3 separate regions of the Mus musculus genome follow, and regions 2 and 3 are each linked to region 1. Evidence: chromatin loops called from intact Hi-C (ENCODE). Cell type or tissue: left cerebral cortex. All regions are shown on one strand. Links, peaks and the distances in the headings refer to the core of each region. The heading gives the core; the rest is flanking DNA.

Region 1 (7,391 bases), core at 925-5,924:
ATTCAAGGATTTTTGAGAGCAGTTTATCTTGGATTATCTGCGTGAGCCCCAAATGTTATCAGACACATCCTTGTAAGGGAGAGACTAAGGGCAAGTAACCCCCCAAAATGTAGCGTTGATGGCCCCGTGGAAATGGAGCAGGCAGCGGCGTGGCAGAGCATGCCAGTTCATTTTGTATTGCTGTAATACAACACGTGAGGTTGGATAACACCAGGCTCTGGAGATCCAAGGTCAAATGTGTAGTGATGAAATCTTTGCTGATAGATTCCAAAAGTAGAAGAGAGCATCACACTGCAAAAGATAGGGAGTGCACAAACATACCCAGGATCTTTAGATTATCTGCCGGTAAAGTTTCCAGTACTTAATTACAGAGCACCACCCAAATGTCTTTCTCACTCCTAATTCTTACACAAAGGAACCTCCTCGGAACACCCCTGAGTCAGCCTGAGTCTCCAGCCACTTAGCCCTTCACAGTGGGGAGGCTTGGCTCGGCTGCAGATCATGTGCTCTCTGCACTGGACCACATTTTGACATCACAGAGTATACTGATCTTGTTGGTCCTTGAATCCCAGTGAGCTGATGTCCCTGGCTCCTGGACACACTCAAGAATGGTCTCTTCCTTTTGCTAGTTGTCAAGGCCCTCCCACCTCTGGAGAGGGCCTGCCCGTATCCCAGGCATCTATACTGAATCCACACTTTGTGCCTCACCATGTTGAAATATGAAGATACTTGCACAGTTAGGGGGCGGGGTAAGTGAGGGTGACTCTCAGCCTTCTTGGTTTATATAAAAGTCTGTTCCACACTGGGGAACTGGCCCAGAATGACGAGTCCAGCCCTCCCCAGTGTGAAATGCTTTGTACATTTGGTACTGTGACTCTTCCAGAACTGTAAAGTAGAAGACACTAGAAGTACACAGGGCCTTGAGGAAAGATGTGCCTCGTGGAGAAGAGACAGCTTTAGTTTCCAACTGGGACTGAAGGTTTTCCTAGTCTCCAGGGCCAGGTCCTTTAGATGGGGATCCTGATGCCTTGACCTCAAGGCACCTTGGAAAAGAAATGGCCTGAAAGTGTCTCTGGAAGTCTAGCCCAACAGCACCAGTAATTGAGTCAGTTGGTGCCTGTCAGGCACCAAAACTGCAGATTTGATCTGGCCAGTGCTGCCAGTCCTGGTCAGGGTGACTGGAAGCTGGCTCTGGGATGCTTTGGGGGATGTCTGCACCAATGAAGCAAACAACCTCTGAGCATGGTGAGCTGTGCCAGCCACCAGACCAACATAGCTCCAGACTGGAGGGAGAGCATCGTGCAGGTTCCAGGAACTGTATATACCATACCTTGCTGGGGGTCTCTTCGATTGCTCCTTTTTGCTTCTATATTTGCATCTCAAAAGAAGGTGCTGAAAGCTGCCCACAGGGATGAAGGGTCCTATGTCTTTCAATTGATCCTGGAGAGGGGCAAGCTTGAGTGCATATCTCAACTGTCACATCTCTATGTGAGTGTAGCTTCTCGCCTCCCCAAGACTCAGTTTCCCAAGCTGCAAGATGTGCATCCTAAACTCTTCCCAGCAGCCCATGGTGGGTGGTGGGTGGCTTATGCTTGGTCTTTGCAGTCTCTAAGCTGGAGGTGTCACCTGACTTGGCAGCTGCTGTGGCCAAGGTCCCCTACTGCTCATTCCCTTGTTGGCTCAGCCCAAGATCCATTAGCACTTGTCTTGGCTCAGACACTGGGGGCCAGTGCTAGAAACCGGAATGATGTGGCTTTTACCCCATGAAGAGGGTATGTTCTTTGATGAGAACGTAGGTTCTAAGACAGATCAGAGCAGGAGAGAGATGGTTGTGCAGTTAAGAGTTTTTCTCTTCCATACCTGAGTTTTGAGTGCTGCTCCCAGCACACACATCTGGTGGCTCAAACTGCTAATAACTCCAGCTACAAGGGATCTGATGCTCTCTTCTGACCTCCTTGGGCATGATATACATATATGGCTCTTGTGCATGTGCAATTGCACACACACACACACATACACACAGACACACATCACACATACACACAGTCACACACATCACACATATAACTTGCTTACACATGCAGACACACACACAATGAAAATGAATCTAAATAAACAACAACAAGTAACTAGAGTTCATTTAGAACCCCGCTGTGGCTTTGGAATGACCTATAAAGAGAGTAAAACACAGACATTTTGAATGGCCTATAAAGAGAGTAAAACACAGACATTTCCATAACTAGATAGGATTCCTATAATGTGAGCCTAGTACTGATCCAAGAGGGACATATTATTCGTAAGGGCTCCTGTGGCACAGGTTTCTTGGGGTGCCACAGTCACATATGGGAGTCCCAGGAGTGGCCAGAGAACCTTTGTCCAGACATGACTGGAGTATACATCTGAGAGACTTCCTGGGGTGGGATTCACCTTCCTCAGGGCAGTGTAGGCTGACAGAGCACTGGAGGCAGGGTGCTATCTGAAGCATAGAGAGGTTGATCGCAAGGTCTCCAGAGCTGTGTGAGGAGGTCTGTCCTTGATCAGAAATGCACCCCCAAAGCACCATCTCACAGCCCTCAGTAGCCCAGGTCTGTCTCACACTGTGAAAGCCACCTCTCATCACTGACACCGACAGTCCCGTCCCCAGCAACGGGGAGCAGAAGGGCTGAATGCCTCCCACATTTCCCAAACCAAAGTCATTTTTAGAAATGTTTAAATCAAGGCACAGCACGCCTACAGTGATCTGTCACGTGAAGTGCTCCACGGTCCATTTATCCATCCTCGTGGTGACGGACGTTGGGATGGCTCCCAGATTGGGGCAATTATATACGGTACTGCTGGTGGCAAGCACGCTTGTTTTTGCTGGGTTTATTTCTGAAGGGTGGAGGGTGTTCGGTGTAGACACTGTCAAATGCCTTTGCAAACTGATTGCTCCAATTCTTCCTGTCACCAGCAGGGCCCGAGAGAGCCCCTGTGGTCCAGGGCCTCCGAATGCAGGCTGCATTCTGTGCTTGTGATTCTGTATGGTGCTGTCTGGTCCGGGTCTCAATGGCACTTTGTTGGTTTTTAACTGGTTATAACCAGGATGGAACCGCTGCTCATTTGCTCGAAGATGGTAGCTTGCAATGCACTTTTGTGAAGTGTCTCATACATTTTGTGAAGTGTCTCTCTGACTTTTCTATTAAAAATATTTTATTTTATTTTCTATAATTATGTATATGTGTGTGTATGTATATATGTATGTATGTATGTATGTATGTATGTGTGTGTATATAAGTGCAGTTTTGTACAATGCATTTGAATGCAGGCACCTGAAGAGACCGGAGGAGGGCATTGGATTCTAGGAGCTTGAGTTAAAGGCTGGTGTGAGCTCTTTGATGTGGGTACTGGGAATGAACTTGGGTCATCTGTAGAGCAGTACACACTCTTAACTCTTGTGCCATCCCTCCAGCCCCTACAGCCTTTCAGGGTTGTTTCTCACTGGCTCATGGGAGTTCTCAGACTCTCTGTTCCAAAGTCACCTTTTAAGAGTGATAAATTTGGCCACTCATGTTGACAGATGTGGATGCCCCTCTTCCCCTAGCCCACCTCCTTGGTCCTTATTCCTGCAGAGATTTAGATAATTCCTAAGGTGCAAAACATCACGGCACAAAGCATGGTAGCATCCAGGCAGACATGGTGCTGGAAGAGCTGAGAGTTCTACACCTTGATTGGAAGGCAGCCAGGAGGAGACTGTCTTCCGCGGGCAACCAGAGGGAGGGGCTAGATCACACTGGCCCGACTTGAGCATATCTATGAGACCTCAAAGCCCCACCTCCACAGTGACACACTTCCTCTAACAGAGCCGCACCTCCTCCAGTAAGGTCACACCTCCTAATAGTGCCACTTCCCATGGGCCAAGCATATTCAAACCACCACAGGGACTTACTGTGCATGAGGTTTTGTTGCCTTGACCCATAGTTGGATGGGTCAGGCCAGGCTTGTCCCTCTCTAGATTAAAAACATAAGCCCATATGTATGCTGATGCACTGTACTGTCAGAGATGGATTCTGGCTTCTCCCTGTTAGGTCTGCGCTTACCCTGTCCTCTTGTATCCCACATTCTTTCCCAGTCCTTTCTTTTTCTTTTTTGTTTTTTAAATTTATTTTTGATTGCTTTCTTCTCCCTCCCAAGTGGGACTGAGGCATCCTTACTTGGACACTTCAGCTTATTGACCTTCTTGAGTTCTGTGGACTGTATCTTGGGTGTTCTGTAATTTTTTTCCCTACTATCCCTTTATTAGTGGGCAAACTGGTACAACCACTCTGCAAATCAATCTGGAGATTCCTCAGAAAATTAGAAATAGATCTGCCTGAAGACCCAGTTATACCACTCCTGGGAATATACCCAAAGCATGCCCCACCATGCCACAGGGGCACATGTTCAACTATGTTCATAGAAGCCTTTGTGTGTGTGTGTGTGTGTGTGTGTGTGTGTGTGTGTGTGTGTGTGTGATAGCCCAAAGCTGGAAACAACCTAGATAACCTACCACAGATTAAAAATGTGGTTCATTTATACAATGGAATACTGCTCAGCTATTAAGAACAAGGACATCCTGAGTTTTCCAGGCAAATGGATGGAACTAGAACATATTATCCTGAGCGAGGTAACTCTGACCTAGTCCTTTCTTAGTCCTTCCTTTGATTGTTTCCTTGGGCTCCTTCAGGTTCTTTCCCTTGTATTGGTTTCCAATGGCTGTGATCGAATACCAGACAAAGGCAAAACAATTGTTTAGGATCCACTGCTTTTATGCCTGTTGTGAGGGCTAAAACTTCTTGGTCATGGGGTTTGGCAGAGGAAGGAAAACTGCTCACCTCAGAGAAACCAGGAGGCAGAGACAGGAAGAGGCAGGACAAGATGCACTCATCAAAAGCAGTCACTCAGTGACCTTTGACCTCTGCACAGGTACCATCTTCTAACAGCAGAGTCACTCATGCGCTTGGCGGTGGGTGAATGAATGCATTGGTGGAGTTAGTAACTTCACAATCCAGTCACCTATCAGAAACACTCCCAGGTGAGACCAGAGCTTCCGACACTCAAGAGTTTTGGTGAGGGCACTCTCTTCACTCCCATTACCTTGCCCTAGCAAGGCATCATCATGCATCCAGACTTAGGCCTCTGCTCCTGCGACCTCCGCCAGCTGTATTAACTGACTGCTCTCTGTGTACCTGTATGATTCTAAATCACTGCCTACATTTTCTCAACAAACTTTCTCTCCAAAACCGTCTGTGAGGAAACAGCGTTATCTTTTTATATATGAAGACACTGAGGCACAGAGAGTAGAGCTAACTTGCCTGTGATTACTAAGTTGGCATTATGTGTAGCCAAGATCCGACCATGAAGGTAGCTCCAACCCCATTCCTATACCTTGCTCCATCCTAGGGGTACCATGGTTTTCAAGTAACTGAGAGTTTTTAATAAGTACACTGGATACACACACCTTTTCCATATGATCCTAAATCTGTTTTTCTGGGACTTTGACCACAGAGGATCCAGTAGTTCCATTGATGCACACAATGTTCCCCGTGAGATGACATACCAACGTGTCCCCAACCAGATGAGAACTGAACTGATGAGTCTTCACTTTGCAGGGCTGTGCAAAGCTCATCTGGTATCTGATCTCATAAAGGTGGGGGGGCGGGGAACGACACTTTTGACAAGTGAGGAATAGAGCTAGAAATAATTAAGACCTGGGGGAAGAACAGATAAGACTTTTATGGAAAGTCTACTAAATAAGTGACCCATATTAATTTCAGTCTCAATGTAGGTAGACTCTGCCTACCAAATCCATACCTTCCTTGTAAGGCAGTGTGTAGTTGGGGTAAACACCTGCCACAGAGGACTCACTGAGCCACACCCCTAACCCCTCACTGGGGGATTCTAGTCAGGGGGCTCTACCACTGAGCCACGCCCCCAGCCCCTCACTAGGGGATTCTAGGAGAATGTCCTACCACTAAACCACACCCCCATCTACTTACTTTGAGATTTAGGCAAGGGCTCTACTTCTGAGCTAAATCTCAAGTGTCTATGAGTTTTAGAAAATAAAAATGCTAGAGAGACAGACCGGCCCTCAGTCAGCCCTAAACAGGGCTTCTGAGCTGGGTATTAGCATGCCTGGCCCTCTTCTTTGCCTCCCTAGCTCTTCATAGACCATTTTTACAGGCACTCTTTTTTCTTACCAAGTGCATATTTTCTAATTTTGATGTGTTATACCTAAATTTCCTTTCTAAAGAGTCTTTACTCAGAGAAACACGTTGATTTCTCCATTGAAGGGCTTCACTGTAATTAAACTGATTGCCAAAAAAAGACATCATTCTTCTTTTAATAAGGCAATTTGCATATTCAATAACTTTAGCCTCACTTGCTGAAAGACAGTTTGGAAGTTTGTTTGTATATTCACTCACTCGAATGTTTTCAGAGGGGGCTTACCTTATTTCCATTCACACAGAGATAATTGACAGAAAATACAAGAGAAAATACCTTTTGATTAAAAAATTATTTATTTTGTCTCCAAACACTACAATTAATGGGCAAGTGAGCTTCTTAGGGGAATGTTGCAAAGTCAGTTATCCTATAGGTTATTTCAATGTCCGATTGGCAAACCCATCTTCGAATTTGAGTTTCGATGGAGGGCTTTATGAGCCAGATGGTTCATGGCTGTGATAATAAGACACCTGGCATGAACAGCTTCAGAGAGAAGGATGGAGTTTGGTTTGTGTTCTCAGACATGTTGGTCCATCTTGGTGGCGAGGAGAGGAGAGGAGAGGAGAGGAGAGGAGAGGAGAGGAGAGGAGAGGAGAGGAGAGGAGAGGAGAGGAGAGGAGAGGAGAGGAGAGGAGAGGGAATATGATATTTAAGGGAAATATATGACTTAAAAGGCCAGAAGGAGTGAGAACAGAGAAGCCACAGTACCCCCGTGGGTATGGTGTAGTATACTACCCAAGTCACAGAAGGGATGGATCTGTGAAGATAAATATCACGTCCCTTACAGAAGGAATGAATGAGTCCCACCCCCAAGCTCCTAGGTCAGTGTTATACACGCAGTGTGGCAGTATTTGGAAAGAATGCCTCCTTAAGGCGATTATGGTTCGATGCAGAGTCCCCATGATAGAATTAGTGTCTTCATAAGAGAAGATAAAACCATAGAACTATGTCTCTTTGCCTCTGTGTGAGGACAAAAGAAGACAGCTACCTGCACAACGAGACACGAGACGCCACCAGAACTCAGCAAACGCTTACTGTGATCTCAGATTTGTAGTTTCAGGCCTCTGATGGAACCAGCTAGTGTTCTTCCAGCCAGCTTGTCTGTGGTGTTTTCTATAGAAACCTGGGGTGTCAAATAGGGCGCTGTCAAA
Region 2 (7,391 bases), core at 1,285-6,284, 160 kb before region 1:
AGAAAGCCTAACCAACAATAGTTACTACAATCAAGATGTTTTCTTTCTTTGGCTTACCTCTAATGCATTATGTATCTAGGAATGATGTAATTAATTCTGTTAGATGTAATTGCTATAATCACTTTGATGTTACACATAATAAAGGTAATGTTGTGAGCATACAAAAAAATATAAACACCTTATTGTAACGAATGCTAAAATTTCTTCAGAGTCTGGTTTGTACGCAAGTGTTGCTGACTGTTTTGGGTCATAGGTGACAGTTGGTCCGAGCTGAGGTCATTCAGATTCTGAGGGACGGATCTTTGGCTTGGAGTGATCTCCATGCCTGTTGCCGAGAAATCTTGATGCCAGATTCCTTAAAGATTTGGCCAATTAAGAGAAGGTTTTTGTCTGCTGTAGAGGACAGAGGTAAAGGCTTCAGAGGTGGCCATGACACCAGAGGGTGGTATAAGAGGGACTGAGAGCTGGGATATCTCTGCTCCTTGGGATTTCTCATGATGGAGGATTATGGGAAATGGGGGTGGGATGGAGAGAATGCATATGCTCACTGGGTAAGTGGGAAAGATTAGTTTTCTATAATAATGTAAGGGAAATACAATGCAGCGTATTTACTTCAGTATCCACATTCTGTATGTTTCCTGGACTCATTGTGTGTTTATGTTTGCGTGTGTGTGCATGCATGTGTGAGTGTGTATATGTGTGTGTATGAGTACACGCGTGCGCGCATGTGCGTGTGCGTGCGTGTGTGTGTGTGTGTGTGTGACTGTTCATGATATCCCAAGGCCCATGTTGCCTGTTTTTCTGGAGCCACCTCATCACCCCCACTTCCAGCTCCACTGTGCCCAGAATGAATCCATCTCTTCCACAGGGCATAGAAGTTGGCCTGAGATGCTGGAGGCAAAAGGCTCATGGGGAATCCCTAACACGTGTAAATTATTCTCTCCCAATGCAGCTCGAGAGTGTGGGTAGTGTGGCGGGCCGAGGCAACATACCGTTTAACTGTTTTCCCTCTTGGGTACCCTGGATTAAGGCAGCTTGTTGATCTTGTGGACGCCCAACTGCAGCCACCGCCTGTCCAGACATTGTTACAGAGAACCTTTTAAAGCCTTATAACCCAGGGTGAACTTGACAAGAGTTTCCGTGAGATTTCCACTATCTATCTATCTGTGAGTTTTTGAGACAGCATCTTGCTATGTAGCCCAGGCTGGCCTAGAATTTACAGTCCCCCCCCCGCCAACCCCCTGCTTCCTGAAGCTCCTTGCATGCTAGGATGACAGGCCTGTGTCCCCATGGCTGTCCTTCGTGTGTCTTGAGTGGTCACACACAAAAACAAGCAAAGGTGCATGCGTGAGAAGGGATTTCAGTGTCGCCTAGGAAGGCCAAGAGCTGTGTAAAGGGAGCAGAGATGCCCCACCTTGTGTCCAGGGCTCCTTGTTGACTTTAGTGCCGGGCTGCAGACCTAAACCCAGGGAGAGCAGGTCTTGCACAGGTGGTCAGCATAGGCCTGGGTCTGGGCCTAGCCTGGGCTGCAGACCTGTAGCCTCCGTCCTCAGACTCCGACTCTCAGGCTGGTTTTGATGTGTGGAATGATAAAAGGTCTGTGAACTGCATAGGCCCCTGTAATCAGGGCGGGCGCTGACATCCTCCTCAAGTTTGACAGCTCCTTCCTTTTCTGTCCTCACCGCCAGCCAGGCCTTTCTCAACCAGTCGCGCCAGCCACTGCCTCCCCCTCTTCTCTCTTGCTGCCCGCCCGCCCACCACCCACCCACCCTTCCTCTCCCTGTCCCCCTTTCTCTCTCTCTCTCTCTCTCTCTCTCTCTCTCTCTCTCTCTCTCTCTGTGTGTGTGTGTGTGTGTGTGTGTGTGTGTGTTTCATGTTCTTGATCAGTCTCAGATGCCAGGAATTATTTTTTGTCGCCCGGGAGGGGGAGCGTTGGTTTAGGTTTGTGGGTTTGGGCAGGTGTGAGAGGAAGTCTCCCCCCTCTCCTTCTCTCTCTCTCTCTCTCTCTCTCTCTCTCTCTCTCTCTCTCTCTTTTTGTACTGTAGGCCTGTTGCTAATTAATGTTCCCCCATAAGATTCTGTCGGAGTTGAGTAATGTTTTTGATCTTTATGCCTGATAACTGCATACTTAATGAGATTTCAAAGCTGTGAGTGCAGCTTCCTACAATTATTGACAGATGCCTTTTCTTTGCCATTGGGTTCAGCTCCATAAATCCTCCCGCCGTAATGAGGTTGAGCGGTACCACCCTGGCAGTGAGCTAATGAAAGGGGGGAGGGCGCATCGGCGCACGGCTGTCTGACACATTTTTTTCCTTTAAAATTTACTATGCAGATGTCAAGCTGCGGGCCGATTACTTCAAACATGCTAATTTTTATCTTGCTTTTGTGTCAGCCCTTTGCCATTAAAAAAATAAATAAATAAAAGGACTAACCTTCCTGCCCTCCAGTTCAATTCTTTTATTATTTTTAAAAATTTTTTTTTCTAATTGTATTTTTTAATAACCCCCAGCGTGTGCCTGCTGGGGGCACTGACATGCACACAGGCTTTCCCAGGTATCTGGTGGTGGGATTGGTTTAGGGTGTGCATAAGTGTGTGTGTGTGTGTGTGTGTGTGTGTGTGTGTGTGTATGCGTGTGCGAGCTTCCACCATCAGAAGGACAGGGGGAGGATAAAGTGCGATTTCCCCAGGCCTCCCGGCAGCCTGCCCTAAGTATGCACTTGAAACGTCGGAGAATTCATTTCAGAGTTCTGAAACTAAATCCTGGTGGAGAAGAGCCTCGCCATGCCAAACAGTCGATTTCCTTTTCAGCGGACTCATACATCACTGACCCACCCTTTCCCCCTGACAGAATGACATATGTCATTTATCATATGGGCCCTGGCCAGACAACAGCGAGGGGAGGGAAGCCCGGTTGTCCCCTCCTCCTCCAGTACAGTGTGGCTTGCTCACGAAGCTCTGCTGATTTGGTGAGAGAGGCAGAGGGAGGAGAGAGGAGAGGCAGGGAGATGGGAGGCTGCAGCTTGCCCTGTAGATGGCTGTCTTCTTTGGGGTGTGTGGCGTGGCACGGGGGTACGAGATTGGCTGCGGCACCAAAGATGCTGTATCCCTTTCTATGATCTGCCGAGCCACACTGCTTCTCTTCTGATGCATGACGTCCGTCCCTGTCCTTCCTGTGTCCCCTTCTCTCTCCTCTCCCTACTTCTTTTTCTTCCCTTTAGTCCAGAGTAAGGAAGGCAGTTGACAGGTATCATTCAAGCAAGGCCCCGCGTGTGAGGGGTGGGATAAATGAGTCTCGGGGCTCCTGGCTTCACATGATTCAAACGTACGTTATTGAAGATGGATGTTCCTTAAAAAAAGATTGATGGTAGATGCTGGGCTAGGGGTGCCATTTATCATTTTGAATATTATTTAGACTTGCCGAGTAAACCTGTAACTTGAGAGTTGGACCAGCCGGGGCTGGCTGTGGGCGTGTGTGTGTGTGTGTGTGTGTGTGTGTGTGTGTGTGGTGTGTTTCATCGATTGGCCTTGGGCTCTCATTGCTGCTGAATAGATAGGAATCCCCCCCCCCACCTTGTACTTATAATAGAGGACCTCCCAAAACATGAAGGCCGGGAGGGGTGAAGTTTTCATTTTGAAAAAATTTCAAGGACATGGGGGAAAAAGAAGTGTCTGTGATTGGCACTAAAGCTAACAAGCAAGGAACTAACTAACTGCCTCTCTCTCCTTCTCCCTCTCTCCCCTCTCTCTGCCTTTCTTCCCTCATAGAGGCAGTCACGTACCAAACATTAAAATATAAACAGAGCCGTAGTTGCTGAAGCCAGAACCCTTGTTTGATTTAAAAAAAAAAAATAACAAACTCTGTCATGCTTCTTTTTTTTTAAAATCTGTATTGAAAAAGCTTTAGCACAATATAACTTAAAAAATAGCATAATATAACTTAAAAAAAATACTGGTTGGCTTGGTTAGCAGTGTGAGAGTGAAGTAGAAAAACACTTGTATGTCTCAAGAATATTTTAGATAAAAAATGATGCTTTGTGGCTCCCTGCCTCTGCTCCCAGCAGCCTCTTTTTCTTTGTGTCTGCACTCTGTTCTCTGCAGCTGGGCCCCCACAGACCCCCACCAGGACTGATGTGGACAGCTGTTTGCAGGCCCTGCCAGTTAATCATTTCTGCTGCTTTTGCACCCTCAAGCTCTGTGCACTGGGACACCCCCACCTACTGGAAGTACTTAGGGACGCAGGCTGGCTTGCCACCAGAGCCCCCAGCTGTCTGGAGGGAGGCTGTGGCAACCTGATGGCCTGTATACATACTATTCTGCGTTGGAGCCCTTGGTGCCTGGCTCCCTGATGGAAAAAGGAAAAGAGAAGCTGTGGGCCTCCCTGCTCCAGCCTCCTAAACTGCAAAATATAGTGCAGACTTCATTGTCAGGAGCAGTGTTCATATTCAGTATGCAACTTTATTTGGGTTGCTGATGAGATAGAAGGTTTCTTGTGTGACTTACAGTGTGGCCATTCATTTTTAAGAATGATGGGACAGAAAGTTAGATGGAGATTTTCTTTTTTCAACTATAAAATTAAGAATCTAGAACTTGTGGAAGGGTAGAATGTATGTGCCTAGAGAATGCTGGGAAGAAACTCCCTGCACACGTGAAAAGTATTGGAAGCTGAAAGAATTGGGACTCTGGCTGTGTGCTAGGTAACAGGCATTTGTGTGTGTGTGTGTGTGTGTGTGTGTGTGTGTGTGTGTGTGTGTGTGTGTGTGTTTGTACACGTGTATGTGTGCTCGTGTGTGCCTGTGTACGTGCCTGTGTGTGTGATTTGAAATAACTTTATTAGCACTCAGACACTTTGCTCTGCCCACGGCCATGGCTTAGGGTCCACTCCGGGGCTTGCCCAGCGGTTGCCTCAAACCGGGTAGAATCAGATCCATCTTTTGTTGGTGCCTGGTACCACATCAGGCTAGTCCAGCTGCTGCTGTCGCTGCTTGCTGAGACTTCCCGGAAGAAGGCAAAACTTTGATCGCCTGCCCTTGCACCGGGCAGTGTCGGAGGTAATTAAGAGTACAAGTACTGATTTGCAGAAAGAATTGTAAACACCTTTGATACAAAATGCTGCCTTCCCATTTTTTTTTTTTCTGATTAGGAAAACTTTGCTGCTGATAGGTATAAAGTCCGGTTCAGGTATAATTGGTAAGGAACGGAGTGCACTCATGGGAAGAAATCTTGTTTTGTTTTTTGTTCGCTTTTCTTCTTATCCCCTTTTCTCAGTTTTATGGCTGGAGACATGATTTATTGCAACCATCCATCTTGGGGGCTCATCCATCACACCCGGGTTGCTAGGAGATTGTGGCAGCAGCTGTTTGCTCTGAATCAGACAGAAAAGTTGTCAATCATCAAAGGCAGGTGAATAGCATTAGAAACACGCTATTGTCAGACGGAATAATTAATCAAAGAGAGAAAAGATAATTAAAAAGATATGACCCTTGCAAGTACTTGCTCTGGTTTGCCTGGAAAAAAAAAAGAGAAAGAAAGAAAGAAAGAAAAACGGCCTGGTCTTTTCTAGACACTTAAGCAGCTGAGGGCTGATAAAATATGCACTCTGCAGTGCATGGCTTTTAATTAATTGAAAAAGGTTCAACATTCAAAGACGATGCTGGAGAAAAGTCCAGTTATGAGCAGAAGTAATATTTATTGTTTGCATGAAGGGCTTGACACAGAGTCTAACTTTCTGTTACAAATCTCTGGTGTCCCCGCTTGGTAAGGAGGTGTGGGCTGGAGTCTGCAGGTAGCCTGTGTGCTTATGTTTCCTGTGCTGCCGGCCCACCACGTGACCACAGTGGGACCCAGCCAGCTGGGGCATAGTTAGTTGCCTTTCTGTCTTTCTGGTAACTCTGAGAGAACCCAATTCTTTAAAGTAGGGTTGATTTTATAAAAGTCAAAGTGGGAAGATTGAAGGGCACACTACAAACTGTCCCCAGTGCAAGGTTCCCGTCCCTTCACTTGTGTGCCCAGAACATGCCATAACATTTTCAAAGGAACACTTTGGAGGCTCCCATTCGGCAGGGGGCCTGCAGCATCCTGTTTAAAAAGGAAGAAGAAAGAGAAGGAGGAGGGGGAGGAGGAGGAGGAAGAGGAGGAGGAGAAGATGAAGAAGAAGAAGAAGAAGAAGAAGTAGAAGAAGAAGAAGAAGAAGAAGAAGAAGAAGAAGAAGAAGAAGAAGAAGAAGAAGAACAACAACAACAACAACAACAACAACAACAACAACAACAACTACTACTACTACTACTACTCCAGACAGGGTCTAGAGATCATTTTGAGTGTCCGTGTTTCCTCAAAGATATATTCATAGACTAGGAAGTTAATTCCTGTTCTCTCTGAGGCTAAAATATTCCAGAGGAATTGGGAAAATGTATTAAAGACAAGATAGAAAGTGGCAGATCCCGAGCTGCCTTCCAGTTAAGCATGCTGCAATCCCCGAAACAGATCTACTCTTTTATTTTTGGGTACTCTGCTTGATTTTCACACCACTCTCCTCCCAAAGAATAGCAGGACTTCTAAAATTAGCAGAACACAGAAAGGCTTGACTATTAGGATTCATGAGAAAAAAAAAAGAAAGCAACTTCTTTTTTTTTTTTTTTTTTCTTTTTTAATACACTGAAACAGTTGTGTTCAGGACACACCAGATCAGAGCAGTAGCGCCCCCATCTGGAGCACCATGCTTGGACAAGCACTGGGAATCTGTGGATGTGAGTCCCAAGGACAGGACAGTACACCCTCTCCTATGATGCACTTGGAAGCCCAACTTTGGAAGATACAGACCTGGCCTTTTGGTGAAAGAGAAAGACTCAGATAAGCCTCAGCCGCTGGGGGCCCCAGAGGGGACTCACTTGTTCAGGTGGCTGGAGGGTGTTCCTAGTCAGAGCTTGACCTCAAGATTTTGACTACAAGGGACTCTAATGCTTTTGAGTCAGCATCTCCTTGGTGGGTTCCTGGGCTCTCAGGTGATTCTGGGAAACTGCCAAAGACCTATAGTTTTCTGACCACATACCAGTTGTCTTTCACCTTCAGGGTCTTCTGGAGCAGTCCTCGCTCATGACACACTAGCACAGACTTGGCTGTGCTGGAAAGTCCGCGGGTGCCTTGCTGGGGTATGAGCAGTTTCTTTGGTGGCCATAGCAGGTGAGAGGTGCTTCTTTTCCCAGGATATACAGCTGTTTGGAGGTAGTCCAGAGGTGTGTGTGTGTGGGGGGAGGGGGAGTTCATTTAGTTTTAGGCTTGTGTGTCTCGGGTGGGCATGTGTGTGTGAGTACAGGTGACTGTAGAGGTCAGAAGAGGGTGTCTGATTCCTTGGAACTGGGGTTACAGTTGGGCACGAATCTCTTAGATGCAAGTG
Region 3 (7,391 bases), core at 1,285-6,284, 170 kb before region 1:
TCAGGCCCTCCTAACCTCAGGCTCTGGCAGGGACTGAAGCCCAGTGCCAGGTTGAGGTAGTAATGTTAGGACTCATGGCATTTTTCCACCACTGCCTAACCCAGAAAAGTGAGGGGGAAAAAAGCAGGTCCATTAGGCTTCTGACCATTTCAGGCTGGAGATGAATTACTCCTGGGGCCTCTTGTCAGGGCGCAACCCTGGGTTGTTGCCAAAGGCCCATGCTATCACCAAAGTCTCCCAGAGTCCTTGTCCTTCAAGATGATCCTTCCACGGACTCAGCATGTACCCCCGTCTGAGGTCAGACTTTAGGCTGAGAGACACCAGCCAGCCCTAGCTCCAGGTCCTGGAATGATGGCATTCAGGATTTTTTTCTTCTAGGTGGGCACTCAACTAAGAGACACTCCAGCCTTCCTAGGACCAGAAGGGCTGTCATTTAGCGGCCATCTAGAATACAAACTTGTCTGCCTCCAGGCATAGCCAAGCCACTACATCCCATCATACAACTGTAAACAGTATACTGGGCAGTGGGGGCAGGGGGCTAGACTCCTTGCACCTCAGAACACTGTTTTGAGCCATGTCTCTAATTGGTATACCTCACCCTCAAGGGGCTCAGGCTAGCCAAGGTGGATGAAACTTATGATAAACGGTCCCAGGAATGGAAACCCAGGGCTCAAAATTGGAAAAGCTTGGTAGGGTGTTTCACCCCTGACCTAGACAACTCTCTCTGGGAGTCTTCTGGAGATTCAGCAGGAGGTAGAGGACCTCTGAGTCTTAGATGCAGTCTCAGGGGTGGTCAAGATTGCCTCTTTGGCTCTTGGGAACGTTGAAGGGGTCATAATCTGACCACCCAGTTTCAAGGTGAGTCTCCTGACCGAGATGCCAACTCTCAGTTTCCCCCATGGGCTGGCACTGAGTGTTTGGATGTTTCTCTTTATTCATCTCCTTCCTTCCTCTGTCTATTTTTAGGGGTTTAAGAAATTATTCTCAGAAACGCGGCACCTCCCAAAGGTAGACGTATTTAACTTAAGACATTTACTACCCAGCATAATTCAAAGTGGACCAGAAGTTCCTAGGTACTTGCACAGACACTGAAAACCCATTGTTGCTTTTTAAAAAGATAACCGCGTCTCTGTGAAGAGTAGAGGGAACGATTTCTACATAGTAGATCTTTCACAGAATTCTATATCCTCTACCATGCTCAGGCTTTTCCGCCCTCTAGTAGAGTGAGAAAACAGCTGGACCGCTGGATGAGGCGGTGCAAGGAGCCGCGACGTCTTACAGCACAGGTTACTGTCCTGAGCGTGCCTATGCAACACTTCTCTGGCCTTTCCCAGAACCTAGCAACCCTTAGCGCTTGCCTGAACGCGGCTCTTTTCCCATCGGGATCCCCTAACAGCGATATGAACTGCAGAAAGGGTTGCTTGCCGTCGGGATAGTCGACAGAAAATATTTACAATAATAAAGTCAGGTCAAATGCCAGGCAGACTTCATTCAGATGTCAGAGAAGTAGGACCCCACACACACCCTTCCCCTGAGGTTCTTAAAGAATCGAAAGGCCTCTGGGAGGGACAGACTCATGGGGACACCTGTGCTTGTGTGTTTACCATCTGAGTAGATCCAGAAGGAGCAGAAACCAAAGAAGTACAATAGGAAGAACTCGAAAATGCAGCCTCGGCAGCCAGGAATTATCTGCAAGCTCTGATTTCTCAAACATATGGCTCTGCCCTTTTTTTCCCCCCTGTAATGACATGTGAACTTCAGAGTTACTACTACCAGACGCCATTTCTTCCTATACAGAGCCCTTCATTTTCACGGAGAGTCCATCAGTTGGCATTTCTCCATGTCAGGCCCTGGAAACAGCGGTCAGCCCGGCTATACAAAGTTTTTATTGTTGAAATCTTGTTAGATGCAGAGGGGCAAACCCCACAACCTAGTACCTCGCCAGGTTAAGGAAGTTAAGGTCCTGCATTCAGGTAGCATTCAGGTAGCTTCAGGGTCTACTTTGAGTTGGGTGAGAATTTGGGGAACCCTTCTCTTTTAGTTACACCCAACCTTACAGCAGAAGGGAAGATAAATCCTAGGGAAATATAAGGAGTAGGCTGACCTTGCCTACTTTCGCTGTTTCAATGTTCCATCCGTAGAACGACCTGAAAAACTATGCACATGTTGGGATCCCCCAAAGGTGAATGGGTGCATGTAGCTAAAAGAACTCAGCAGAAATGGGAATCCAGGCGGTGCCAAGACGGCCGAGTCTGTTTGAGTGCCCCATCGGGCAAGGCAGTGTGGTCGCAGCGTGCACTCCGCACAGCCCGTGTTGTGCGTGACAGGCTGTCGCTGCAATGTGCAGTCCATTGACACTGATGGATGCGCCAATGGTTGGACGGACAGATGTTAGGGCGGATCACACAGTGCGCGGCGCCTGAGCAGGGAGGGCTAGGCACTGGCAAGCAGGGGTGAGGACGGGCGACAGGGGAGCCGCTTGGGTCACGGCACGAGGGTATGAGGGGTGGGGGTGGGCAGCGAGAGAACGAAGGTTGAGAGAGCACCAAAAGAAAGCAAAGGGAGAGGGAAGCATCCTTTGGGCGAACTCCCGGTGCGTGGTACCCAGCGCTATGAACACGTCGCCGCCGCCGGCGTGCCTAGATGGGCTCTCCCCGCTTTGAATGTAAGCCAGACCTTCTGGGTCTGACCTCCAGGGACAACGACCCTCCTTCAGGTCAGAGGGGCGCCGCGGCCACCTGAACCGTAAGGCCAACGGCGGGGCCAGACGACTCACCGATCCCTCGCTCGCAAGAAGCTTTACGCGCCGAGGCCCGCGTCTCCACGGCCTGGAGGAGACGCTGCTTCGGCCTCTGAGGCCGCAGGCATCAGACACCCCAGGCGCACCCACCCACGGGTACGCGACACACACACAGGCAGCTCGGGAGCTCAGCCGCAGCCGGCTTCTGGCTCTCGACTCCGCCCGGGATCCACACCGGGTTAACTCAACTCTCGAGCGCCTAGGCGCTGGAGCCGGCTTTATAGCCCCGGAGGACAGCAGCCACACATCTGCATTCAGGGAGGCGTCTGGACCCAGCCCAAGCCGGCCGGCCGGGGGCGAGCGGAGACTTTTGATCTTACCGGTAGGGTGAGATCTTGGTCTCCTGGTCTATAAGAAAAAGAAAGCACGCTGTGAACTTTTAAAACAAACTTGAAAAACCAACCACAAAGAAAGCATGAAAAAGAGACAGGGCTGAATAAGAGGGAAGAGAAGAATAAGTTTAAAATAAGAGGAAGAAGAAGAAAAAAAGAAGCAAGAAAGGAAGGCCAGGGTTTGCAGCTCCCAGTGCGCTCAGGCAGCTAGTCCTGGGGCGCAGGGTGCCGGCCCTCGGGTAGACTGTGGGCCTCGGGGCTCACGTGGGTTTCAGGGTCCCAGCCGGAGCACCCAGATATAGTGCTGCTCCCGGGAGCTGGGGGCCCAGAGGCCACCCCAGCCACCGCCGCCCAGAGCCCGCTGCGCCGCGGCCGCCCCATTCCCGGCCTAAGAGCTGGCCCAGGGAGACGCAATCGAGCCCGCAGCGCATCGATGCGCCGCCGCCCGCGCCTCTCAAGCTCTGGCTGGCGCTCAGCCGCCACCGCTCGAGGGTCGCCCGCGTGAATTCCAGCCCACCCGCGCCCTCACCACCAGAGTAAGTGAGCCCACGTCGCCCTGTCGCCACCGCAGCCTTCCAGCCGCCTCCTTCCCGGGGCACATCGGCCGAGTCTGCCCGGAGCCTCTGCGACCCCAATCACTCAATCAATAATCAATCCCCTTCGTCCAGAACTGCCCCTAAGCTGGGAGCGGCTGGGGCAGTACCCTGTCCAGGGCGCACCCCGGCGGGGGATGGGCAGGGGAACCCGAGTTTCTTCTCCCTCCCCCGTTCCCGCCTTGGCAACCTCCGACGCAGTGGGTGGGGGGCGCGGCCAGTAGCCCAAGGGGGCGAGACGCGGGGTGCTGAGACGGTGATCGTCCCAAAGTCAGTAAAGGAAACTTGGAGGTGCCCCCTCCCATGCTTACCCCCGAAACAAGCCTGGGAAAGTTTGTGGCGGGGGTGGGGTGGGGGAACGGAAGGAGGTAGCCACTGTAGGTCCCAGGAGGGAAGACCCAGAGCCCACACCCATGTCAGCCCGCACATCTTCTCTCCAGGGCACCCCCGGGGCCCTGGCATCTTTGATAGGGGTACCATCCCAACTAGGGGAGCGCTCTGGGGCTGCACGCGGCGGGTGGAGAGGAGTGTGGGCCGGGAGGGGCAGCCGGGAGCAGCCCGGGGTTGAGACCGGGTGGGGAAGAGGGATGGGCGGGGGCTGTGGGCGCCCCGGGACGCGCTCCGCAGGGCGGACCCCGCGCCTTTGCGAGAGCGCTCGGGGCGGAGACGGAGGGCCAGCTCCGGGTGTCTGGACTTGGGCGGGGGGCCCTGGGCAGGCGTCCGGGCCAGGACCCAGGCTGGGGGCGCCTCCGCGGGCAGGCGAGTGACACGATCATCTCCTTTTCCTTTAAGCTTGCCTGTTGCCGACGCCGCCGCTCCAGCCGCGCCGTGGGCAGAAGACTGGACCGCTGAGCCCCGGGCCGCGGCGGCGGCGGCTGCGCCCCCCCTCCACCCCCCCCCCCCCCATGCCTTGACCTCCCTGCCTGGGGGCGGGAAGCGGGGCAGGACCGACCGGGGTCGCTCCTGGGCTCCTCCTCTCATCTCTCTGCCCGCCTTCTCCTCCTTCACTCCCCGCCCCCCAGCCCCGAACCCCGCGCACCTCGTCTGGGGACGGGGCGGGGGGGGGGCAGGGCGACCGCTCCTCCCCGCCCCCTCCTCCTCGGGCCTCTGGAGCGATTTGTCAAACTTCCCATTCCGCCGGCAGCGCGGTCCTCCTCCTCCTCCTCCTCCTCCTCTGCCTCCTCCTCCCCCTCGCGCTCCTCCTTCCCCGCGCCTCCCTTGCCCGCCCTCCTTCCCTCCGCACGTTCGGGGATCGCGGCGGAGCGCAGCGAGGGGGGGACGCGGAGAGCCGGGGCGCAGCAGCATCCTGCGGGCGGCCGCTCTCCGGGGGGGAGGCTGCGAGCAGGCCCGCCTCGCCCCCCCCCCGCCGCCCCTCCCTCCCTCGGCTCAGCCCGGCAGCGGCGGCGGCGGCGGCGGCGGCGGTGGCAGTCGCGGGAGAAGCATCATGCCGAGGAGGAAGCAGCAGGCGCCCCGGCGCGCAGCAGGTACGAGCGGCTTCCCCTTCCTCCTCCGGTCCTCCTCCTCTTCCTCTGCTCGCGCCGCGCCTCTGGGCCGCCGGCCCCCGCGTTGCTCGCCGCACTCCTCGCCTCTCTCTCATTTTCTGTCTGTCTCTGCGGGCGCTGAGTAACTCCGGGAGCCCGGCTGGCTCGGGGCTCTCCTGCCCGGGTGCGCGCGCCCCCCAGTTGCCCCGCTATGTTCTTCGCTCGACCGGCTCGCACACCCTCCTGGGGACCACCGAGCCGGCTTAGGTCCCCGCCTCTGCCGATCCGGCTGCAGCGGGGAAGGCGCTCTCCAACCCGTGCCTTTTGGTGGGGGGCGGGCGGGGTCACCTGAGTTCTCTGGGACATCTTCCGCGTTGTCCCGGGCAGTACCCGGTGACTACCGGGACCAGAGCGAGCAAGAGTGAGCTAGCGGATCCCTCTGGCCACCTTACTGCTAATTCGATTGATTCTTCATTTATTGGGCCCAAACCCGGTACAGCGGTGGAAACCAGAGCGCACTGGGTCTGGGTATTGTCAGATGACTGTCAGGTCAGTGTTGGATGCTGACATTTCCTCCATTCCTGAATGTCTTCTTACCCCCTCCCTCTCTTTCCGCTGCTGCTCCCTACCCTTTTCTAGCACTTAGTTCTGGGACATATCTGAGTACTCCCCCCTCCCTCTCTTTTTCTGCCAGGAACGTCAACTCCTGTTAGGACTGAGCTGATTTTTTTTTTTTTTTCCTTCTGGAAAAGAGATTCATTGAAAACAAAACAAAACCCACACACATAACATTATTTTGCAATAATGTCGGTTGGGGGCACGTTGGCTGGAAGAAGGGTTTCTGGCCGGTTGCCACCCTTGATTTGATGACTGATTGATCGCCCGTCATGCCTGTGCCTTTGATCTATTCATTCCCAATAAACATCAATAAATCACTTGCAATAGTGAGGCCAAGCTCCGTGACGTCAGGAGGGCCCTGTCAGTGCAACTTCAGGGATTTGGGGCGGCTTGCCGAGAGAGGACCACATATGGACGTGATGTATTTTGATATGAATAACACTCAGACGTGCAGAGGCTCAGACGCTGCCTGAAGGGGAAGGTTGCTTAGGAGTCCTTTTCTTTAATCTTCTTTCTTCTCACTTCTCTTTTGATAAAAGAGGGGAGGGCTGAGCGAAGAAGGGTCACCGAGGTAATGTTCCACGTGCTGGTGGGATACAGGCTAGTGATGGTGCTATGCAGGCTGCTGCTGCTGGTGATTGCCATCAGACCAGCGGGGCTCCCACCTCAGCTGCACTCTGGCCTTCAGTCTCTTTACCAGGGTCACAGGGAAGCAACCATAAGGTACTTCTCCCAGAAGTGTATTGGTCTGACAGTGTTGTGAAGAAACCTTAGGGGGGAGGGGGATTCAACTTGGTTTGGTGCATAGAATGAAGGCATGTTTTCCCTCTGTACTCTCAGTGTTACCCAAATTTAGAAAGTTTGAAGATCCCAACAGAGAGCTCACCTCCTCACTGATGCTGCCTGCTCATCCCACCTCCTCCTTTAAATTCCAAGCTTTTTAGCAGTGAGCTTATCTACCCAAAATAAACTCTAAAACTTTGGAGGCATCCTTTACAAAGTTGGGTAGTAGGAATGTCTTGGGCTTCTTCCAGTCTAGATTTTTTTCTTTCTTTTTCGGGTACACATTTTTTAAGGTATCCGTGCCTCCATCCAATGAAACATATGTGGTTGCATCTTTACATTTATTTTGAACTCTGTAGCTCTTCTTTACTGCTCCACCCAGCCCATAGGACAATTTTCTCAAACGTGCTGTTGGTTTGATTTTTAAAAAAATTTTTTAAATTATTTTTATTATTTTTTAAAGCAACCTGTTCACTAACCTTTTTGCACTTCTAAGCCAGCCAGGAAATCTCAGGTCAGTTAAGGAAAATTCATTATATAAAAACTTGACTGCCCGACTAATGGGAGATGGAAGAATGGCTTTGCTCTATCAAAATGACCCGTCAAAACGACTTTGTTTCATATTTGATTTAATTGTCTCTCTCCTGACAGGCACATTCATCAATAGCTTAATGGTCAATCAGAAGTTGGCAGAATGAGTGCTTTCTTTCTTTCTCATACTCTGGTTTTGGATTTACTTTATCAGAATGCCTCTGCCTAATGGACTCGTGGAGGAGGGGGTGCA

What was found. Hi-C counts contacts between places; a loop is a spot of excess contacts. Peaks named below come from ENCODE experiments on the same cell type or tissue, not always from the same donor. Only the 100,000 strongest peaks of a DNase experiment are listed, where the experiment ranks them.
Region 2: it touches region 1 in a loop (2.2-fold over the local background); 2 of 42 quality-filtered maps call a loop at or near these places.
Region 3: it touches region 1 in a loop (6-fold over the local background); 2 of 42 quality-filtered maps call a loop at or near these places.

What each region holds. Positions count from the first base shown.
Region 1 is chr7:36,864,079-36,871,469 of GRCm38, forward strand. No RefSeq gene overlaps it. Among named protein-coding and RNA genes, the nearest start is that of Gm36656, 46 kb to the right of the region's middle. In left cerebral cortex, for the core only: a CTCF peak has its summit at 2,939; a DNase peak (open chromatin) is centred at 2,747; H3K27ac peaks cover 1,967 bases.
Region 2 is chr7:36,705,253-36,712,643 of GRCm38, forward strand. The region is part of intron 1 of Tshz3 (teashirt zinc finger family member 3); the gene reads left to right. Among named protein-coding and RNA genes, the nearest start is that of Gm36722, 11 kb to the left of the region's middle. In left cerebral cortex, for the core only: CTCF peaks have their summits at 3,036 and 4,226; DNase peaks (open chromatin) are centred at 1,595, 2,963 and 4,272; H3K4me3 peaks cover 1,388 bases; H3K27ac peaks cover 2,535 bases.
Region 3 is chr7:36,693,081-36,700,471 of GRCm38, forward strand. Gm36722 reads right to left here and starts at 5,142. Exons shown (of 3, transcript XM_030243157.1): 1 at 2,777-5,142. The coding sequence starts at 5,030. The coding sequence ends at 3,783. Tshz3 (teashirt zinc finger family member 3) reads left to right here and starts at 5,038. Exons shown (of 2, transcript NM_172298.3): 1 at 5,038-5,209. The coding sequence starts at 5,170. In left cerebral cortex, for the core only: no CTCF peak of the experiment used is centred there; DNase peaks (open chromatin) are centred at 1,909, 2,371, 2,665, 2,966 and 8 more places; H3K4me3 peaks cover 4,754 bases; H3K27ac peaks cover 5,000 bases.